Regions from separate parts of the Homo sapiens genome. Here region 1 is linked to region 2. A link is an interaction called in ENCODE POLR2A ChIA-PET data of the cell type or tissue named here. Cell type or tissue: OCI-LY7. All regions are shown on one strand.

Region 1 (8,000 bases), 90 kb before region 2:
TCTACTAAAAATACAAAAATTAGCTGGGCATGGTGGCACATGCCTGTAATCCCAGCTACTCGGGAGGCTGAGGCAGGAGAATTGCTTGAACCCGGGAGGTGGAGGTTACAGTGAGCCAAGATCATACCACTGCACTCCAGCCTGGGCAACAGAGTGAAACTCTGTCTCAAAATAAAATAATAAAATAAAATAAAATAAAATAAAAAAGGCTTTTAGATCCTAAAACAGGAATCCCTGTAATCCCTGTATTTCCCCGCCCCCTACTCATATTCTGCCTCCACTTTTCCCTTCTCACCATAACCTTCTCTGTCTGGAACATTGCAGGGACCTGGCCCCTTGGTACCAACACCAGCCCTTGAGGCCTTCCGGCTCCTCCACAGTTACGCCTGGGTGAGTCTCTCTGGAGTCTTGAGCCTTCCACGTGGTTGACAGTCCTGTTTCATTCAGCTAGTTGTTCTCACTCCTTGATGAAGGGGTAAGATATTTTCCACGAGACTTTTCATTTTTCAAGAAGCAGGTAATTACTCTGTGGTTCTCTCTCAAGAGCACATTAATACATTCCTATACCATTTCTTCTATTCACCTCCTTTGTGACTTAATTTATCAACAAAACTTCAGAGGGCAAAAGGAAAGCCTTCCTTTGGGCCCTGCAGCTTTGACACAGTAAGCAAGACACCAAAGACACTCTGCTTTTCTAGAAGCCAGGACTTGAGAAGCCAACAGAAAGGTAAAGATTATTTATGATTAAAAAAAAATCACTGTCTCCTCTGCAAAACTGTTTTTTTTTTTTTTGACCAAGTCTCACTCTGTTGCCTAGCCTGGAGTGCAGTGGCCCGATCTTGGCTCATTGCAACCTCTGCCTCCTGGGTTTAAGCAATTCTCCTGCCTCAGCCTCCTGAGTATCTGGAATTACATGGACGTGCCACTCACCTGGCTAATTTTTTTGTATTTTTAGTAGAGATCGGGTTTCACTATGTTTGCTAGACTGGTCTTGAACTCCTTACTTCAGGTGATCTGCCCTTCTTGGTCTCTCAGAATGCTGGGATTATAGACATGAGCCACCGTGCCTGGCCTGCAAAATCTTGATTCATGAGAAAGAAAGGATTATTGTGACTGGTCTTGGGTGTAGCAACTCTGGTGTGCTTTTAGTATTTTTTCTTATAAATATTCATATTACTTGATTCCTTTTCCTTCCCAAAATTGTCTTTTCCTTTATTTTTGTCTTTCGGTGTTGTTCTGTCCTAAAGAAGGGTACCAGAGGGTAGAACATGGACCTAAAACCCCTGTAAGTTCATTGCTCTAGCTGGCTCTGCAGCCTGGTCAGTTTTACAGTTCTAATCTACATTTTTTTGCTCTCAAGGGAGTTTGTCTAAAGATATCCCATTCTCAGGGAATTTTTGTCATCTCAACTCTTGCTACCTGGTAAGTCATGGGAAAGTCCAATCTCAGGAGGGCCTTCTTGGCATCACAGATGAACAGGTCTTTAACTGGTGGCCTCCTACAAATGTTTGGGTCACCAGAGACAGCATATTCACAGACATGATCCTTAACTGTTGTCCGTGGTGACAAGAGTCTTTAGCTATCTCGACCTATTTCTGAGAGTATATTTTGTGTGTGTGTGTGTGTGTGTGTGTGTGTGTGTGTGTGTGTATCCTTGGAATTGCCTCTTTTATGACCTCTCAAGGAAACATCTCTTTCTCAAATTGCCTGCTTTGGATCCCCTACAAGATTTCTTAAAAAACACCCTGGCTGGTCGCGGTGGCTCACGCCTGTAAGCCCAGCACTTTGGGAGGCCGAGGCAGGTGGATCACGAGGTCAGGAGATTGAGATCATCTTTGCTAACATGGTGAAATCCCGTCTCTACTAAAAATAGAAAAAATTAGCTGGGTGTGGTGGCATGCACCTGTAGTCCCAGCTAATCGGGAGGCTGAGACAGGAGAATTTCTTGAACCCGGGAGGCGGAGGTTGAAGTGAGCTGAGATCATGCTACAGCACTCCAGCCTGGGTGACAGAGTGAGACTGTCTCAAAAAAAAAAAAATCCTGTTTTCTAGTGACTAAGATTCTGTGCTTACATGACTGTGGTACAGGTTTGATTCTAGGTCAGGGAATTGATCCCATTTGTTTTAAATTATTTATAAGACTGTTAACCTTCTGGGGTACCTTTTTGTTATTTACCCTTTTCCCTTTATAGACAGCTTTTAGTTTCTTGTCTTTTTTTTTTTTTTTTCTCTGCAGGGTTTACAGAGCTTTTGGGCCTTCATGCATAGGGGCTCAGCTGAAGAACTGAGATCCTAAAATATAAGGCCAGACAGAAATGTGAGTTGTAGTCCATTTAAGGAATCTTTACTTTCTTTGAGTTATCTTTGAGGTGGTTCTGAATCTTGTGAGGACTTATTTCCACCTCTTTAGAGATACTTTATGTGTCCTTGATTAAGTCATAACCCTGGTTAAGCCTTATTGTTTTTAGAAGTCACTTGGAAAGGTAACTCTGGTTAAAAAAAATCCGCAAGTCAGGAATATCAGCTGTTTGTTCCAGCTAAAATCCAATAATAAAAAATTTAAAAAGTTTTTTTTAAAACAACCTTATGGTTAGAGGTCAGCTTAACTAGAAGCTGATAATCAAGATCCTCTTTCCTATTTACTGTCTTTGGCACCACATAAAGACATCTAGAGGAGACTTCTAGTAGCTCAGACTATTTAAGAAACATAAAAAAGGCACCACTCATCCCCTTTTTGGGGCCTTCTGTCTTCTTGTGGAGCCTAAGGAGTAGCGGAGAGGTGATTTACAAGTCTAAAGATCTGCTTTCTTTTACATTATGTTGCCTCATCTCTTTAGCTTTTAGGGGTACTAGAGATTACTTTCTACTATGAAAACAACCACTAATGGGTCATTGGCAAGGGCTACAGATTTAGAGGTAGTTGACAGTGGTTACAATATATGGTTGTTAATACAATTTCTTTGCATGTTTAGATAAAAAGACAGGTTTGAACACTTAGAGGCTATGAGGGTGGTCACCACCGAGAAATAAGAATCCCATGGGGGGTGGGCTGATCATAGAGTGGGCTGACTGTTGTTGGGTCACCAGCGGCCTCGGGGAATGTCTTTACAGTGAGGTACACTGTAAAACTGGGTACGATCCATTCTCATGGCATTTTTCTCTTCTCAGGGACTGGAATTCAGTCTAAAAATGAGATCCTTGGTTTTTAAAGATCTAGATACACTGCCTTCCTTAAATATTAGGACCTGAAAACTGAAAATACTTTCTTTGCCCTATTAAAGAACTCTACCCTGAAGCCAGTAATCTAATTAAAAAAAAAAACAAAGCTAAGTTAAAAAGACTACCTATCTAATTAGATTACTCTCAAAGGTACTTTAAAATTTAGCTGACAATTTTAAAACTTGTTGTAAAAAAAAATTACATCTATTAAAAAGCTCCATTTATACACATAAGCCTCTACAGACTTTTATGATAAAAAAGACATTGGCTTAAAATCTACATAAAAACCTTACCTTAGTCTGAGATACTTTTCCTGACAATCTTATTTTGACTGGGCATTATGGTTAAGCCTTTCTCTTGTCTCAGCAAATAATGGTGTTTATATCTAAGTTCTGTCTCTGAAATGTAAATTTTAACCTAAAAGTCATGTCTTGTTTTTTTTGTGTGTGTCAGTGGTGCAAGTTTAATTTTCAAGCTATTATTTTATTCAATGAGAGGCAGACTGACTAGAATGCAATCTCATTTTTTTTCTGAGACAAGATACTAGCCCTGTGTTGTATACAGTTGCTCAACAATCAAATAAATGAAAGCAGTAGGAGAAACTGCCCCACAGAGTTGCAGTGAAGATGAAACAAATATAAATATGTAAGGCAGTTAGAGCAATGGGTGCACACTAGTCAGTATCACATAAGCATTTGATATTATTTAATCTTCATAACCTCGTAATGACTTATAGAAAATTTAAATTAGAACTGAGTGGAATGCTGGGATTTTTTTTTTAGATTTTTAAATTGATCTCATTTAAAAACAAAAAAATACCCTTTTATTTTAGGTTTGGGGGTACATGTGAAGGTTTGTTACATAGGTTAACTTGTGTCATGGGGTTTGTCGTACAGATTATTTCATCACCCAGGTATTAAGGCAAGTACCTTATCTTTTCTGCTTCTCTCTCCTCTCACCCTTCAAACTTAAGTAGGCTCCAGTGTCTGTTGTTTCCTTCCTTGTGTTCTAAATTTCTTATAATTTAGCTCCCACTTTTAAGTGAGGACATGCAGTATTTGGTTTTCTGTTCCTGCATTAGTTTGTTAAAGTTAATAGCCTCCAGCTCCATCCATATTCCCACAAAAGATATGATCTTATTTTTTATGGCTGCATAGTATTCCATAGTGTATATGTACCACATTTTCTTTATCCAATCTGTCATTGATGAGCATTCCATGTCTTTGCTATTGTGAATAGTGCCACAATGAATATTTGTGTATGTGTTTAAGTAAAAATTTCAGATTGCCTAGCTAACAATTGTCTAGGGCTTGATAGTCTGGTAGACAAAAATATTGAGACATGATAAGAAAATCTTATAAAGCTATAACATCTATTTCTATGTTCATTTCTCTATCTCTATATGTTTTTATGTGTTATGTATATGTAGTATTTCCATACCAAAATACATTTTAAAACCTCTAATTAATTGGCTTAAAATAAGCACATAAATAAAATATTTTACCAAAAAATTTAAAAACTAACTCAATGCGTTTTAGCTCATGTGACTTTAGTAATCTTTGGTAAATAAAACTAGTTTAAAGTTGTTGCCAAAATAAAATTATAATGTCTTCAGAATTGTCATATTGAATAGAATTCAGACATTTTTGCCTGGGCCTACTTTTCAGAAAGGTTTAGGCTGTTTCTCCTAGATGTCTTAGAATCATAACTGTCACTTCTGTAGTATTTTTGATAATTGCTTTATTTGTCTGTGAGTTAAAGCTGTAAGGACTGGCTACTGGGCTTCCTCAAAGCCTTACACATATGTTGCTATGAGCTTGTGTTTGACTTTGAGCCTCTAGAATCTGGGGTCTGGGTAAGGTGCCATGGTGAGGCCTAGGGACATGTTCCTAGTGCCTGAAACACAAGCTACAAGACAAAGCCAAGTCTAATATGGCCCCATCCTTCCTGGCACAGCTTTCACTCCTGGCCACTTGTGGACAGGTTAGATCCTCCTGACATTGCTTTCACAGCTCTGTCCTTGGTCCTGAGCTCTATGTCTGGTATGCAAATTCAGGACTTAGGCCCTGTCCTTCATAGCCACCCTTGGATGCCCCATGGGAACTTAAAACCCAGGAAAATAGAAAAAAAAACACGAAAAAGAATATCTGCGTCACAGTTTTGAAATTCTTGTCAGTTATTTAAACTCTTAAAGTGATGCTATATTAAATTAAGTAATAGTTAATCATAGAATATCTGTGTCATTTCTAGATGCCTAGCTCCTCTTTAAAATTGTTCTTACCTGCTGTAACAAATATGTTATCAGTTCTCCAACCCAGATTTTAATTACAAGACACTTCCAGGTCTTGTCCAGAGACTTAACTGGTACCATCAAACATCAATAAGAGACACTGATAAATATCTCTAAAGATCTGACGAAGATAAAAAATGCCTGCCTATTTACTTCCCTTCCCTTCCCTTCCCTTTCCTTTCCTTTCCTTCCCTTTCCTTTCCTTTCCTTTCCTTCCCTTTCTTTCCTTTCCTTTCCTTTCCTTTCCTTTCCTTTCCTTTCCTTTCCTTTCCTTTCCCTTTTCCTTTTCCTTTCCCTTTCCCTTCCCTTCTTTCTTCCTTTTTTTTTTTTTGACAGAGTCCCAGGCTGCAGTGCAGTGGTGCAATCTCAGCTCACTGCAACCTCTGCACCCTGGGTTCAAGCGATTATCATGCCTCAGCCTCCTGAGTAGCTGGGATTACAGGCCTGTGCCACCACACCTGGCTAATTTTTTTTTTTTTTTTTTGTATTTTTAGTAGAGATGAGGTTTAGCCATTTTGGCCAGGCTGGTCTCAAACTCCTGACCTCAAATGATCGGCCTCCTAAAGTGCTGGGATTACAGGCGTGAGCCACTGCACCTGGCCAGCCTGCCTACTATTTCACCCTGCTTGGCCCAAGTTGTTCAAATTGGCCATGAGTCGCTCAGCTACATGAGTCCCACTAAGAAAACAGATAGATCCAGAAGAGACAGCCACACCACTCTGATGATATGAGACAAAAGTTTAAGCTGGTTATGAACACTGCCTAGAGCAGGTTTTGACCAAAAGCTGGGGAGATGTCCACATATGCCTCTGGACAGACAAAATGAACTCCTGTGGCTAATCAGGGTCTCAAAGTTAAAACAGAAAGAGGCAGCCATGACAGAGTGAGAGAGCAGTCGTGTCCTTTGTTCTCAGAAAGTTACTGTAAAAGTGTCTCAGAACCTCATTTCCTACAGTCAAGCCAAAGTAGTTACTAGTTCCTGTCAGTGCTAAGATAGACCACAGCTGAAAATTCCCCAGCTGACCACCAACAGAACATCTAGAACCAGACAACTAAGAGAGACTGGTGACTTTGGGCTTAAAGGTCATCCAATCAAGACTCTCGTTCTTCTATTGCCCTCCCCTGCCTGAGGTGTTTGCCTTTAGTATCTCCTACTCCCTGTCTCCTCCTCAGGGTTTGCTTTTGTTTTACATCAGAGGCTGTATCTCCCCAATCTACATATTACTTTTTAATAAAATAAAAAAAAAAACCCGTCCCTTTTTCCTCGGAGGATCTCATAGTCCTTTGTAAACAATGGTATTCCAAAATCCCTCTGGAGTCAGAAAATGTTCCTTGATGAGGACTCAGTTCTGCTCCTTGAGAGTGGATTTCCAGTCTGTTTTTCCTTATGACTTTGGCTCTGCCCTCTGAGGTGTCTTGTCTCTTCTATTCTCTTCTTTCTACTCTTTGAAAAACCATGGTGTTTTTTTTTTTTTTTTTTTTTTTTTTTTTTTTTTTTTTTTTTTTTTTTTTTTGGTGGGAAGTAGCTTTTTTAGCCTGGTTCCTCTTTTTACAAAGTTGGCACCCTGAGTTGTTTTGCATTTCATATCACTGCTCTCATTTAATCAGTTTGGCAGTGCTTTTTGCAATACAACTAAAACCTCTGTGGGTAGTTTTTGCATTTGAATTTATTTCATGTGTTTTGCTAAAATGCATAGTTCTCTTGTAGGTGTTTGTATTTTTCTATACTTAATCACACTACTTTGGGAGGAACAGGCTGCTATGGAACAATACTCTCAAGATTCTTAGAAATCTTTTTTTTTTTCTTTTTCTCTAGTTGCTGCCTTAATCTTGATGGAGGACCTACAGCTACACCCTTGCTTTGGTCTATTTCCTGAGTTCAGTTCTTTGAGAATTTTTTTCTTGGCTTAGGATTGGAAATAAAAGACAGTTCTATTTTGTAGTGCCAATTTTGCCCCTCTATTTACTCGAAATTCTAGTTTCAAATTGGGCATTCCCACTCCTCACACCCTGATCCTTGAACTTATCTCTTTCTTGTATTACTTTATAATACACAGATAAATACAACCGTATTTTTAATATCTTGCCTGGTGATTTATTTGCCAAGTCCAATAGCTCATTAGTGCGTCTGTCTTCTATGTTATCACATAAGGCAGTTTTACTAATTGTTTTACCAGTAGATAATATAAGTGTTCATTTTTTCAGCTTTCTGGAACAGTTTCTTTACCATTTTTTCAGCTTCCTCTAACAGTTTCCTTAGACTTTGTCCCAGATTTGTTTCTATATGTTATATATTTTAGATTGTTATTATGCAGTTCCCACTTAGAAGTATAAGGTCTGGGACCACTGGTTAGCTTGAATCCTGCCTGGGGTCTGTCAATTTCCAATAAATAAGAGTCTCTGAAAATAGTCAGGAATCAGTGCCCAAACCTAAGTGTTTGATTTGATACCATTAATTCAATTAAAACAGTCAACATTGGTTTCAAGTCAT
Region 2 (8,000 bases):
AGTCATAAGCTTTTGTCTCTGTATAGCACCTCCTTCCTCCAAGTTTCTCAAACTGGAATACGTGGAATCATCCTTGATGCCATTCTTTCCTTCACATCCCCCATCCAATCACTGGCAAATCCGGTAAATTCTGACTTCATATCCTGAATCTGCCACTGATCACCACCTTCAGTGTGATTCCCTTTTCACTTGTCCTTTGCTTTAGTCTCCTGACTCAGTCATTCTAAAATGGGTAACACCTTCTTCTGGAAGCACTTTCAAAACCTATGGGGCTGTATTCATTGATTAGAGGGGTTGAAGAAGATATTAATCCTTTACCGAGCAGTGGGGGCTAGTGATGCACAGGAAAGTACACCAGAATAAATAATTATCCTTCACTCTGCTTGACTTTTAAGTGCCTCGCATTCTTGGTCATGTCTGAGCCTAGAATCTCATTCTATTTTACTTACAAACATAAAGTAGCTTGGCCCCATGTTTCCCCCGCTAAAATACGTAGGATTTTTCAGGAATATAACTGCTGTGTAAATTAAAAGTTTAAGTGTTGTTTGAAACTTTACTAGGATTATTTTCATCACTTCAGACGATGACATTATTATTGGCCATGCAGTTTTTTTGTCCTTGAGTTGCCAGTATAAGACATCTGGATTGGTCAGCTCTTTTAGCTTTCATAATTTTGGTACACATACACATGAGTGTCAAAATCTGATCACTCATTACTGTTTTTTAATGTATTTTTTGCAGAAAAAGACATATGTCAAAATAAATGGTTTTTAAAATAAATTGTTTTTCATTTATTGCTCATTTGTATTATAAATAGGAATTTCAATTTTTGATAATTTTTTTTTTAATTTTTAGAGAGACACTCTCACTATATTGGTAGGAGTGGTCTTGAATTTCTGGCCTCAAGTGATCCATCTTGGCCTCCCAAGGTGTTGGGATTACAGATGTAAGCCACCATGCCTAGGTTAAATTTTGATTTACTTTGGTAATCATTTGTGTAGGTAGTTCAGATTTATTTAAAATGATTAAAAAAAGGGCATTTATGTTTGTTAATTTAAAAAAAGCACTGGATTTTTGGGGTTGAGAATCACCCTCCTAATTGGTCTCTTCTTTTTCCTCCCTACTGACAACTCTCCCCATGGAAGCCAGAGTTAGCCTATTAGCACTGTAGTAGACTCTGCCGTCTTCTTCACCATAGTTCTCAAATGGCTCCCCATATCACTTAGACTAAAATCCCAAATGAAAATCTGTGTGGTCTTTCCCTAATATCTTTGCTGCTTCACCACCTCCTGCAACAACCCCAACTCATTCGTCTTTAGCAAATGCTGATCTCCTTGCAACTGTTCTCACACATCCAGCAAACACCCACCTGGGAATATTTGAGCTTTTTCTTTTGCAAGAAATGTCCTTCATCCAGATAGCCTGATGGCAGTGCTGGGCTCCATTCAGGTCTCTGCTCAAACATCTTCTTTCCTATAAAAAACAGTGTTTAGACTCCCTGACTCGATCTTTTCCTTCACTTTGATTTTACTTTTTTCACAATGTCCATTAGCTCCTAATATATTATGTACTTATATATTTTTTGTCTCTTCTCCTCAGTACAGTATAAGAAATAGGATGGCAGAAACTTGGTCTGTTTTATTTCCCACTTTATCAGTGATGCCTAGAATGGTGCTGGCACATAATGGTGACTGGATTGTATTGCATGAATAAGTGAGAGTCTATGCTTTCAAATTCATTTGAATCCTGAATGTGTCATTTATTGAGTGTGAGATCATCTGCAATTCAGCTTAAAGTCTCAAATATTACATCTCATTTAAGATGCCCACTTCATAGGATTACCGTAAAGGCTAAGAAGCGTAATTTACACAAAGCCCTTATGACAGTGTGTGAAATATACAAATATTCAATTTCAAATACCATATATTTATCCTATCTATCCATCTATCTATTATCTATGTATCTAATCTAATCATCTAACCATTTTTCTATCCAACTGTGTATTTGCTTATCCTCATATGCTCTCTCTCATAACTGTCCTGCTTCTTCTGACAATTCACAGATTTGTCAAATTCACGCCAGTGTGCCTTCAGTCATGCAATTATTAAGATTTGTGCACCTTGTGGGTATGCACAGGGTCTGGAAATGATTCTCTGAAGAAGACAGAAACTTGTATTATCTGTTAGATGTAATAAAAATATTGATATAGAAAAATTCTCTGGGAGTAAATAATACATAGTATCATATTATCATTAGTCTATTCTGGAAAATTTTTTCACCTAATTGATCTATTTTACTGGATCTATGTTTTCTTCTGTATCTGCAATTATTATAGAAATTTAATTCATGAAAATGTGTTTGACTGTTGCCAGATAGGACAAATTGACCATGATAATGTTGCTACTTATGCATATAGGTACATTTATACAATTATTCAAGTAATTAGACAAGTTTATTTTCAGTAGGAGCAATAATTAAAATCATATTTCTAACAAATTGAATGAAAGGATTTGGTCGAGTAAAGACATAGAAGTAATCAGGCACACAGATGACTTCCTCAGTTCTCTCACTTTTAATCCTTCTCTTTTTCTGTAGTTCATCCCCGGGATTTTTGCCTTATCTGAGTCATTAAGGTAAATAGCACTTTGTAGTTTATGTTCCCGTTTAGAAAAAGACAGTGCAGCCCGCTGCCAGAGCTCATTTAATTTTACATAAACATGCTCTTTAATAGTCTATTTTGGAAAAAATGGATTCATCCAATAAATCTTCGACCAACAACTGTTCGAGAACAATGTTAACATCATGCGCAAGAATGCTATGTTTTCTAGGATTTGCCATTTTCAGCGGTTGAGAATTACCATACTTTGTAAATGGAAACACTACTACTAAAACCAGAATGCTACCAATAGAATAATGTCTTTTGTTTTCAAAGTCAATATACTAGAGAGATGTGGAAATCATAATAAAAGCGAGAGATTTTGTGGTAAGGTTATCTCGGGGTAAATGCTGCAGCTGCATGTGCTGCTGGTGAGTATTCTCGGGGCAAACAGGAAAAGAGATAACTTACTGGTTATATGCAGGCAAATGTCTGGTTACTAAATTACAAATATGTTGCTCCTGTTACTGAAGTTTGGGTAAGAAAGTTACCTATTTTTGCATATATCATAATTAAATATTAAACATAAAAGGCAATGACTATTTTATGCATAAACTGATTTCTTAGAAAAAAATTCAAAACCAATTGCAAAATTATTTGTGATAGTGAAAAAAAGAAACAATTCAGTTCAAAAGGAGATTGTTTTTCAAAAGGAGAAATGCGGCATAACTGTGTATATTCAGTATTCTGTTAATTAAAACATACATATTTACCTCTGTATTTCAAACTGTTGAGTGATTTTTACTTCGAGATTGGAGTTGTGAAATAATTTTATTTTCTACATATTTCAACTTGATAAAGTTTGATCATCATATAATAATAAATCAATGCAGGTTATAATCCTTTGATATAGCTAGATAAACTTTGTAGAAAAATTATACTGGCATTAAGTATACTTTTCTATAATTTCTGAGTTGGAAGAGCTTATAAATTCAGTTCTATACTTCTAGGAAGAATGTAATTTGTAGCTCACATAAATAGAGTACTTGGACAAGCTATTTAACCTTTCTAAGCCCGTTTTCTCACTTGTAAAATGAAGATATAAGAGTAACTACCTCAAAGATAGTAAAACTGAATAGGAGAATTACTACTCACACTAAATGCCATGTCAAAGAAAACTATTGGCCTGACTTTTAAATCAGAACAAGAAAGCCCTTTCAGAAGAATAGGGGACACAGAAGAAATACTGATTATTAGTGGTTGCAGCCTTTGCCTGCTCTCTAGAACTTCGTGTCTGTTTCTTCTTTCATATACTCAAATGGACATTATTATTCCACAGCAGCTTCTGCTGGGCCTTTTCCCTAAGCTCACTGGAAACTAATATTTTCTCTTCAGAAGCTAGAGGAATTTGTCCAGCTTTCCAGCAAGCATCTAAGAAAGGTTAAATACCGTTGCTCTAGACAAACTCATCCCATCAGGACTTAGTACCAAATGTGTAACAGAGAGGTGTGTGTTCAACATTGAGTCACAGAAAAGACAGGAACGGAGCTGCGTCCATTGTAACCCACTGTGTGTAATCAAAGTCTCCCCAGGTTTTGTGTTTATGTGACTAAAAAAGAATAGTCTCATTCAAACAAACATCTTTATAATATTGGCTCATTGCCTCCCACTTGAATAAAAGCAGAGCCTTAGCTCCTTTCCTCCCCTAAATCTTACTAATTATTTATGAAAGTCTCGGGGTTTGTTATATATCTATGACTGGCACATCATATTCTTCCACAGCAAAATAACATATTGACATTTACTGCCTAAGTAGTCACTGGTGCAAGCAACTTGCTTTGGCATCTATCCTCTGCAATAAAGAGAAACATTCTCTACAGTTCTAACCTTGGAACTGTATTTCCCGGATTCTGACTCCCTGACTGGCAGGTTTCAAGTTTGATTTAGATTTTGCACTGAGATGTACTTATGGAGGATTTGTAAGGTGAAAGGATGCAAAGGTGTTTTCTTCTCCCTCAGTGGTGGCAGTTGGTAAGTAGACTTCTGCAGACACTGATTTTTGCTATTGTAGAGTTCAGTGTTCTGCTGCCTGGTTTCAGGCTTTGGGGCTGTGGGCATTTGGGGAGTTGGCAGCTATGTCAGGAGGCTTTTTCACCTCTGGGTGGCAGCAGAAGTTTTCTGATCTCTCACAATGGCAGTAGTATAGCTTGAAATCTAATAGAAGCCCCATGACTTCTGTTCACCCAATCCTTCTAACTAGTTTGTACGCATCACCTTCCTTGTAATAAATCTCTTTCCATACAGAAATATTAGAGGAGTCTCTGGTTTTTGCCATGGATCCTAAAAGACATTGCTTTATTTTCATGCCCCCAGCCTGATGGTAATTCAATGTCTCTGCTCCTTCAATTTCTGGTTCTGCACTTCTCAGAAGCAACAGAAAGAAGAGTATAAACACACAGGAAATTTCTGTGGCCAGTCTGGGAGCAAGCATGCACCATTTCTACTCACACTCCATTAGAAGTCAGTCACATGCCCACATCTAATTTCAAGTGAGCTGGGGAAAGTTAATCTAGCTGTGGCCCAGGAAGAAGAGGGAATTAGTTTTATAATCAGCTAGCACCCTCCAACACGTAGAGTTTTAATTATTGTGTTTTAGCTGAATTACTACAAATTGTATCTTTAGAGGAAATTTCAATATGTTCAAAATATATTTCTTCAATATCCATTATGGATTCTCTGAACTGCAAATGATATCTTCCCATTAGCTTTATCTTATAACATTGTCTGAAATATACTTCTATGGAAATATGTTCATGTTGGGACATGGTAGTCATATACATCTATAAGTTCATTTAAAACATTACTGAACACTTTTCTATCTAATGTTTATATGAAACAATCACTATTGCAGACAAGCTCTTTATGGTCATTAACTCAAGAAAAAAAGAATAACAAAGTTAATTCAGCCAAATTACTATCATAGTGCAATTTGCTCTGCATATTTCATACTTCAGTATATGAGGTCATGACTCACTTCTGTTTATATGAGACTAGAAGAATACTTTTCACTGACTTCCTTTTATGAATATGAAGAGCATTAATGTGGCAAATAAGATGGACTCACAAGACAGAGCTTATTAACTTACTATGAGTCAAAAGAGCCTCTCATTTTAGAAGATGATGCTAGAGATAAAAGGATAAGAACAAGAAGAAAATTCACATTGGAATCAATCTTTTAAAAAATATAGTGACAGAACTCTTTACTTCAGTGACTTTATTTCTGAGACAGAGTCAGGTGTTTCTTGGGTAATAGACACAGTAGATTGTTTCCTGTATTACTCTCCTCTCATCTTCTAAAATTGGAGTGTTTTTATTTCTATTCAGAGAAATGAAGAACTAGCACTGCTTCTGAATCTTTCCACCTTCAGGACCCTGAAGTAAGTCCAAGATGTGCTGGCAGGTGATTTTAGGTCAATGAAACTGTCATTTTCTCGCTAAAGAAAGGAAGAAACTCTATCTTCCTGTACCACGGTTTTCCTTTCTTGTTAGTGGTTGGCTGAGCATTGTGAACATAACAGTTGGGGAAACTAGGAAGGGAGTGGTAATTGTTGTACATCGTGCCCTTTTTGTGCTTCTTTGTTCCTAGGCTGTGATCTCATGATTTGTTCCAGGGAACATTCACGCTCTCAAAGCTGAGGAAGAAAACTTACGGGCCAACAGGGATTTTAGCTGATGTTTTGAACATGCAAAAATGGTGCTGTTGGAAATAACCAAGACACATGGAGCCAATCACCGTGTAATATTCATGATTATGTAATAAAGTGATCGTATTTCTAATCAGTTTAGGATATGGGCTAAATGTCTAAGTATAAGGCATCAGGGAGATAAATGACGATAACAAACTTTTCTTCTTTTCACTCCCTTTCACAACCCACAGAGTAGTTCCTTGCTTGCTGAGCTGTGGGGGTCACCTTTCCCTATGCCTTCAAGGGTCCCACCTTTATACACATTGTCACAGTGTGATTTGCTTTACCATGTGGTAACTCACATAGCAAGCCCACCTCATCTTTTCACATCAAGTAGATTGGTGAACCATGAAACAACAGCACTACTATTTCATCTACATATTCACGAAGAGGCGCTGCCTCTTTGAGGCAAAGTCTAGAACAGAATTTTCCTATGATACCTGGTAGGTTGCACAGAACTATAGCAATCAGGTGTGAGACCAACAAAACATAATGTTCACTTCTTTCTTTTTTAAGAGACAGGGTCTCACTCTGTTGTCCAGGCTGGAGTGTAGCTGTGCAATCATGGCTCACTGCAGCCTCGAACTCCTGGACTCAAGGGATCCTCCCATCTTAGCCTACTGAGTAGCTGGGACTATAGGCACACACCACTACACTGGATAATTTTTAATTGTTTTTTTGTAGAGACAGGGATTTTTTATGTTGCTTAGGCTGGCCTGGAACTCCTGGCCTCAAGCAATCCTCCTGCCTCAGCCTCCTAAAGTGCTGGGATTACAGGCCTGAGCCACCATGCCTGGCCCACAGTGTTTATTTCTAAAAGGAGTCAGGGACATTCCAGTGTAAAACTGGTCATATAGATCTTCAATCGCATAGCTAAGGTACTTTTTGAGTAGCTGGGTATCTCATAGTAGTCAAGGAATATACAAGCATACTTCAAAGATATTGTGGGTTCCATTCCAGACCACCACAAGAAAATGAATACCACAACAAAGAGAGTCATATGAATTGTTTGGTTTTCCAGTGCGTATAAAAGTTATGTTTTGGGGTCGGGCGTGGTGGCTCATGCCTGTAATCCCAGCACATTGGGAGGCTGAGGCAGGCAGATCACGAGGTCAGGAGGTCGAGACCAGCTTGGCCAACACAATGAAACCCCATCTCTACTAAAAATACAAAAAATTAGCTGGGCATGGTGTTGGGTGCCTGTAATCCCAGCTACTTGGGAGGCTGAGGCAGAAGAATTGCTTGAACCCAGGAGGCGGAGGTTGCAGTGAGCCGAGATCACGCCATTGCACTCCAGCCTGGGCGACAGTGCGAGACTCTGTCTCAAAAAAAAAAAAGAAAAAAAAGTTATGTTTTTACTATACTGTAGTCTATTCAGTGTGTAATAGCATTATCTCTAAATAAGAAATGTACATAACATAATTTAAAATGTTATTGATGAAAAATGCAAACAATCATCTGGGCCTTAAGTGAATTGTAATCTTTTGCTGGTGTAGGGTCTTGCATCAGTGTTGATGATTGCTGACTGACCAGGGTGATGATTGTGGTAATTTCTTAATATAAGACAACAATGAAGTTTGCTGCATTTATTGATTCTTCCTCTCATGAAGGATTCGTATATAGCATATAATGCTGTTTGATAGCTTTTTACTCACAGC

What was found. Peaks named below come from ENCODE experiments on the same cell type or tissue, not always from the same donor. Only the 100,000 strongest peaks of a DNase experiment are listed, where the experiment ranks them.
Region 1: POLR2A ChIA-PET joins it to region 2 with 5 read pairs; 3 of 35 experiments call an interaction of 5 or more read pairs at or near these places.

The regions. Positions count from the first base shown.
Region 1 is chr13:91,055,482-91,063,481 of GRCh38, reverse strand. No RefSeq gene overlaps it. Among named protein-coding and RNA genes, the nearest start is that of LINC00380, 32 kb to the left of the region's middle. In OCI-LY7, no CTCF peak of the experiment used is centred here; DNase peaks (open chromatin) are centred at 6,552 and 7,091.
Region 2 is chr13:90,965,465-90,973,464 of GRCh38, reverse strand. No RefSeq gene overlaps it. Among named protein-coding and RNA genes, the nearest start is that of LINC00410, 43 kb to the right of the region's middle. In OCI-LY7, no CTCF peak of the experiment used is centred here; a DNase peak (open chromatin) is centred at 4,744.